Regions from separate parts of the Homo sapiens genome. Here region 1 is linked to region 2. A link is a contact called in ENCODE Hi-C or POLR2A ChIA-PET data. All regions are on one chromosome and are shown on one strand. The core of a region is the stretch at or near the end of the contact, and the rest is flanking DNA. Distances in the headings are between cores, read along the strand shown. Region 1 holds the start of U2AF2 (U2 small nuclear RNA auxiliary factor 2). Region 2 holds the start of NUP62 (nucleoporin 62).

Region 1 (3,272 bases), core at 299-2,798, 5.7 Mb after region 2:
AACCCCGTCTCTACTAAAAATACAAAAAATTAGCCAGGTGTGGTGGCGGGCGCCTGTAGTCCCAGCTACTTGGAAGGCTGAGGCAGGAGAATCGCTTGAACCCGGCAGGCGAAGGTTCCAGTGAGCCGAGATCGCGCCACTGCACTCCAGCCTGGGCGACAGAGACTCCGTCTCAAAAAAAAAAAAAAAAAAGTAAAAAGAAGCGTGGACACTACCCGCTGGGCTACCCAGACCGGAGCGCGGCGCGAGAGGCGTGAGTCGATGACCTCTAGCGAGGGAGGCCACCTAGCGGCCAGGCCAAGTCTGGAGGATACTTCCGTTGGGCCGCCAGGGGGCAGTAACGCCAGATCATCTGTCTCCCGGAAGTAATGCCAGATGATCCGTCTGCCGCGCCTGCGCGGCGGGAAGAGCCGGAGCGCGTTGATGTGGTTGCCGAGACAACCAAGAGGGTGGCCGGATTTAACGGCTGGGGATTAAGCACTTTCACCGTTGTAAGGGAAATCTCGCGCACGCGCAATGGGGACTGAAACCTGGTCCCCGCAACCCCCTTCACGGGAGCAGTGGGAGAGCGCGCCACAGAACGACTTTTACGCAGGCGCAGAAGCCTGTTTCCCCTCACCCGCGGCTTCCACCCTGCGCAGGCGCAAAAAGCCGCGCTGGCAACCTCCGCAGCGGTCGCGCGCACCCTTCATCCCTCTTGCTGCTTTTGTCTGGCACAACCTTCTCAGGCCCTCCGCGAGGCCGGCCCTTTTTTTCTTTCACTTTCCCCACCCGGAGAGCCAGGTGCCGAGAACTAGGACCTCGTCCCCTTCTCTATCCCTTCCCCTGATCCATCTCGTCTCTGTTCTCCTTCCCTTTTCCGTTCCCGAAGCCGGAAGGAGCCGAGGTACCCACGGAAAAAGTCGAAGCTGTCCCCGGAGAGTGAGGCCTTCACGAAGCGGTGGCGGAAGGAGCCGAAGTTCTCTGATCGGAGGCGTGAGCAAGTGGCATCTCCGGAAAGAGCCGAAACACGGACTCGAGCTTAATCCCAGGAGGGGCCCGAGGGCGAGATCCGGAAATCTCCGGAAAGAGCCGAAGGCCGGGACGGTTAGGATTGTCGGAAGTGGCCGATTGCTTGGACAGGGCCGGCGGAGAAGATCGGAGCAAGTCCGTGGAAGAAGCCAAAGACTGGGACGGATTGAATTGTTGGAAGAACCCGAACTCGCAGAGGGGACTGGGCGCAGTGGCACACGAGGACACACGGAAACCTCCGAACGTTGAGGAGATAATCTCGGAAAAGTTACGGAAACCTGGGAAGTCGGCGAAACCCTACGTTCGGGTGTTTTCGGAAGCAGCCGAAGCGGCCGCCTGCTTCGCCTTCGTCCAGTATCCGGAGATAGCCGAGGCGCTTCGGAGCCAGGCTCGGGGGGAGGGGCAAGCTCGCGGGCGGGCGGGCGGGTGAGGGGGCGGAGCCCGGGCGGGGCGGGGAGGGCTGCCGGAGGCTTGATTAGGTAGGAGGTGGCGAAGCGCCGGCGGCGGCCGGAAGTAGCCGAAGCCAGCGGCGGAAGTAGCCGAAGCGGCTGGAGCGGGCGGCAAGGCGAGGCGAAAGCTGCACAGGGCCCTACGCGGCCGCCTCAGCATGTCGGACTTCGACGAGTTCGAGCGGCAGCTCAACGAGAATAAACAAGGTGAGGGCACCGGGGTCGCGGGGCGGAGGTGTGGGCGGCTCCTCGCGTCGCTCTTTGCCCCCCCGCCATTTTCTCCCTCGCTTCCCCCCACTTCACGGCCGCGCGGCGCCCCCCAACCCTGGTTCCGTGGCGCGCGCCTCGTTCACGTGACGTCCCCAGCGTTCCGCCGCGCGCTAGGCGAGGGGAAGGGGGCGGCGGGGCGCGGGCCCGTGACGCATGCGCACGGCGGCTGTCCCTGCGCCCCACGTGGTCCTGGCGGAGGTGGCGCGGGGGACGCGGCACGAGCGCGCCAGATGCCTCGACGTGAACTTTTGTTTTTTAAAATCTTTTTGGTTTCTCTGAAAAGGAGATTATGTTAGTCCCCGTAATCTCTTTTCTCCCGCTGCCTTGGCACTTCCGCTTCCGGTCGGGCCCACGGCAGCGTCTCCACGCCCCCTTTGTTTCCAAAATGGCGGTTGTGAGAACTTGGTGGGGGGGCCCCTTTCCTTCCTTCACGTGGATGAGGGCAGAGCCGTTTCGGCGGATGCTTGGAGGCCACGGGCCCCTCGCGTACCCCTTTTCCTTTTTGCTGATTTGCTCTGATCTCTCCCGCCAGGTGGTTTCTGCCCCGTCTGTTGGTAGTGGGGCGCCTCATATTAACGTGTTTGGCACATGTTGCCTAAAAGCATCTGCATTCTTTGAGTGTCCGCACGCACACATCCTGCATATGCGGGGCTTTTGGCGGTCCCGAGAATCGCGATATGGAGTGTTTGAGACAAACCTCAAATCATTTACAATCCCAATCTCAGGGCACCTGATAATACTCAGTCTCAGATCTCAATATAGAGATAAGAAAACAGGTTCTGAGGGAGGAAGAGGGATCTGGCCCACTGCGCTAAACTCTTCACTTACGGGGAAGGTGGGAGGCAGGTTCCCTTCAGGGTATCGAAAATTGTGATGGGTTAGAACAAAAAGCCTGGGGCCCTGATCTTAGGGATTCCAATAATATTAGAAGTGGGAGAGTTGTTAAGACGCTTTAAAAATCCTCCGTGTTTCAGTTTGTGAAGAAATACAGGACCAGGGAAGATTGGAGACTTGTTTCTTTTCAGGCTTCAGCTGCCCATGTTCCTAGCTCGTTCGGAGGACGAAATGAGGGCTGAGGAATTTTCCTTTGAACCCGGGCTAGAGTTGGGTAGGGGCTGTATTAGGAAACAGTGTCCTGGGGAAGCAATAACGTTTACTGAGGGTCTGACTCTGTCTTAGTTGATGGACTGCTCAAGAGCATAGGCTTTGGAGTTGAGCACATCAGGAAGTTTAGATACCTGCTTTGTCGTTTAGTAACTGCTTTTAATACGTTTATATATTTTTTTCCATTTGTAGACTGATTATTATTTTCTTGTTACCGGATTTTGAGAAGATTAAAAAGGATGATAGTAACGATAGATGTAGTTAAACTCTGAGCGCTTACCGTGTGCCAGGCTCTTCGCTAAACTCTTAGCATGTTTTACTAAGTGGATCCTTTTAACAGCCTTGTGAGGCCAAAATGATTTCCACCTCTACTGGGGAGGAAACTGAGGGCTCAGAAAAGTTAAAAACTTTCTCAGGGCTCAGCTAGTCAGAGGCAGA
Region 2 (3,464 bases), core at 1-2,500:
ACGCCTGTAATCCCAGCACTTTGGGAGGCCGAGGCGGGCGGATCACGAGGCCAGGAAATTGAGACCATCCTGGCTAACACAGTGAAACCCCGTCTCTACTAAAAATACAAAAAATTAGCCGGGCGTGGTGGCGGGCGCCTGTAGTCCCAGCTACTCGGGAGGCTGAGGCAGGAGAATGGCGTGAACCTGGGAGGCGGAGTTTGCAGTGAGCCGAGATCGCGCCACTGCACTCCAGCCTGGGCGACAGAGACGGAGAGACTCCGTCTCAAAAAAAAAAAACAGTTGAACAGGAATGTATGAGTTGAGCTCTGTGCATAAGGCTTGCCAGACATCGTCTTATTTGAGTCTCATAAACCCACCAGGCGAGTTGATTTTTCTTATTTTACAGATAGGGAAATGAAGTAAGAGAACTTAAGTTATTTGCCCGAGGCCATCCTGGCAGGTCTGTATTTGGGAGAGTGCTGTGACTCATGCTGGACTCTAACCCACGAGGGTTTCTCAGAGTCAGCAGCTGGGGGATGAAGAAGTGAAAAGTGACTGGCAGGAAATTCTGCAAGCAAGGAAAGGGAAAGAGAAATGAACTGGTGCAGGTCTGCGGGAAGAGAATGAGGCTGGATCCTCAAAATCACAGGAGGAAGCAGGCCCAGACCTCAGAGGCAGAAAGAGAAAGAAACCAGAGCTTAGAGTCAGGAGGAGGAAACCAGACCCCGGAGCCACAAGGAGAGGGCTGGATCCCCGGCTCAGAGGGAAGAGGTCGGATCCCCAGCTGAGAGGGAGGAGGGTCCCGGACCCTAGGAGTGGGAAGGAAAGGCTCGGATCCCCTGATCCCCAGGAGGAGGGGACCCGGCTGCCTCCCGGTTGGGGCCGCGCGAGGGCGGGGCGCGGAAGGATCCGGGAGGGCCGTGCTCCGCCACCCAGTATATATCTGTCCCCAGTCCCCGGGGCCGCCTCATTCCCTGTCCTCGGATCACAGTCTCTTCTCACTACAGTGTCGCCGCCTCTGCCTGCGTAGCCCCGGCCATGGCTCTGTAGCCTCGACCCCTTTGTGCCCCCGGCCCGTCTCCGCGCTCACCACGCCTGCGCTCTCCGCTCCCACCTTCTTTCTTCAGCCGAGGCCGCCGCCGCCTCTCCTTGCTGCAGCCATGGAGTGAGTAACCGCTTACCTCTTCTCCAACTGCCTTTCCCGCCCTTTCGCAGCTCGTGGCCCTCTTTAGGGAGCCCTGGGGGGTGGGGAGTCGCGAGCGGGGAATCACGGTCGCGCAGGCGCAGAAGTAGTACGGTGGGCCGAAGGCGCGCGGCTGCGCATGCGCACTGGGCCCGGGGCCGGGTGGGAGAGTTCTAGACTCGATGTTTGTCAGCCCGCGTGCAGCTGGGCCTGAGCACTCCAGGGGAGGGTGTGTTTTTTTTTTTTCTAAACGATTCTTCGTGCTTGGTTGTTCCTGCGCAGTAGCCCACCAGTGCCCCGTAGTGAAAGAGCTGCGGACCCTGAATGGCCGCACATGCGCATTGATCCCCAAGAGGGCGGAGGTGTAAAGGCAATTGGACCGCTCGGGCGACGTAGCATGCGCCTTGGCCCTCGGCGCAGAGCCGCGTGTGGACGGGTGGCGTTCGGGTAGCCGTTCTCCGCGTGCCCCCTCTACCCTCCTCCACCCTCCCTGCCCCACGTTGCTCTGGCTCACAGCCCAGCTTCCTTCCTTTTAAACCAGGCACCTGCTGAGGCGGGGACTGGCTTAGATTGACAGGGCAGAAGGCGGGACCCAGAGGCAACCCTCTAAGTGGGTGGGGATAGAACCACTGTCGTCACGATGGGTGGGATTTCGGAAGCACATTGTGAGAAGGGGCGGGGCTAAACCAACCGTTAGTTGAGGGGTGGGGTTTCGATGTGACAAAGAGGCGGGGCCTCTGGGGAATCGGGGGAGGGGCGGAGCTAAATAAACAATGAGGGGCGGGGCTTGGAGGGGCAGCGGCAGAGCGAGGAGTGGGATTTGAGTGGATAACATTGCTGAAGGGCTGCGGCCTGGGGCAGTTCCCCTGGGAACTGGTTTGGGATGGAAGCTAGGAAGGCAGTGGGGCCAAAAGGAAATATTTTAGAGGAAGGGGCGTGGCTGGAAGAAAATGTCCCTGGGATTGAGTTTTTCCTTGAGGCGAAATATTCTGAGGTGGATGGGAGGGGCCTAAGGTAATTCCCCTGGGAGACCTTTAGGTTTTTTTTTTCTGTATTGGGGGAAGGGGTGGGGCATCGGTCCTACTTTAGGACCTAAAGAAATTCCCTTGGGAGTGGGTGGGGCTCAGAGATTTGGGTAAAGAAAGGGCAAATTTAGAATTCGGAGAGGCTGAGGCTTAGTGTTCTAAACGGTGGTTGGAAGGGGGAGGGAGGAGCCTCATGGACGTGCCTGGGGGTGTGGCTTGGCTTCCCCTTGATTTTGGCCGGTGGATGACGCTGTCCTGACCACACCCACTCTTGTCTCACGCGTGTAGGTCTTCCACTTTCGCCTTGGTGCCTGTCTTCGCCCACCTGAGCATCCTCCAGAGCCTCGTGCCAGCTGCTGGTGCAGCCTCTCCTGTTGCCATCAGTGCCCAGCACCTGTGCTACAGCCATGTCACTCCTGGCGACCCTGGGGCTGGAGCTGGACAGGGCCCTGCTCCCAGCTAGTGGGCTGGGATGGCTCGTAGACTATGGGAAACTCCCCCCGGCCCCTGCCCCCCTGGCTCCCTATGAGGTCCTTGGGGGAGCCCTGGAGGGCGGGCTTCCAGTGGGGGGAGAGCCCCTGGCAGGTAAGGGCAGGTGGAAGGTGGAGCTGGGGAGTGGAGGGCAGGGGAAGATGGGGGAGGAAGAACTCATCCATGTATTCAATAAATATTGAGTGCCTACAATGTGCCAGGCACTGTTTTAGGTGCTGAGGATACGGCTGGGAACAAGAAGAACATGGTCTGTGCCTTCCAGCAGCTCACACTGTGGGGAGTAGACCAGAGATAAATTAAATGAGAGTGTATTGGAATAAGTCAAAAACACCTAGCAGCTGAGCTACAAAATGACAAAGGGGACCTAATATAGAATGGGTAGCCAGAAAACCTTCTCCAAGTAGGTAACATGTTGACTGAGGCATAAATGATGGGAAGGAAGCCAGGCATGATGGCCTGTAATCCCAGCACTTTGGGAGGCCAAGCGGGGAGAATTGCTTTAGTCCAGGAGTTCAGGACGTGGGCAACATAGCGAGACCTCATATCTATAGGAAAAAAAAAATTAGCCAGGCATGGTGGCTCACGCTTGTAGTCACAGCTACTTGGGAGGCTGAGGTGGGAGGATCGCTTGAGCCTGGGAGGTCTAGGCTGCAGTGAGCCAAGATGATGCCACTGCACTGCAGCCTGGGCAACAGAGTGAAACCCTATCCCTTAAAATAAAAAAAAAGTAGGGAAGGAATGAGGAAAACACCCAAGGGAAGAGCATTTTAGTTGGAGGGAAC

What was found. Hi-C counts contacts between places; a loop is a spot of excess contacts on that map. ChIA-PET counts read pairs that join two places held with the same protein, here RNA polymerase II (POLR2A). Pooled maps may share reads with other maps.
Region 1: a loop to region 2 is called in a pooled map, with 18 times the contacts of the local background. The contact joins the promoter of U2AF2 here to the promoter of NUP62 in region 2. A Hi-C loop is called at or near these places in 7 of 50 pooled maps. POLR2A ChIA-PET finds 5 or more read pairs at or near these places in 2 of 52 experiments (CD4-positive, alpha-beta memory T cell and MCF 10A).

What each region holds. Positions count from the first base shown.
Region 1 is chr19:55,653,487-55,656,758 of GRCh38, forward strand. U2AF2 (U2 small nuclear RNA auxiliary factor 2) reads left to right here and starts at 1,549. Exons shown (of 12, transcript NM_007279.3): 1 at 1,549-1,667. The coding sequence starts at 1,619. RefSeq lists enhancers at 675-1,344, 2,295-2,374 and silencers at 1,395-1,444, 1,535-1,584, 1,795-1,934.
Region 2 is chr19:49,928,254-49,931,717 of GRCh38, forward strand. NUP62 (nucleoporin 62) reads right to left here and starts at 1,251. Exons shown (of 3, transcript NM_016553.5): 1 at 1,073-1,251. It overlaps ATF5 (activating transcription factor 5), which reads left to right and starts at 952. Exons shown (of 3, transcript NM_001193646.2): 1 at 952-1,147; 2 at 2,479-2,775. The coding sequence starts at 2,598. It also overlaps a transcript of IL4I1 not described here. RefSeq lists silencers at 782-841, 1,692-1,741.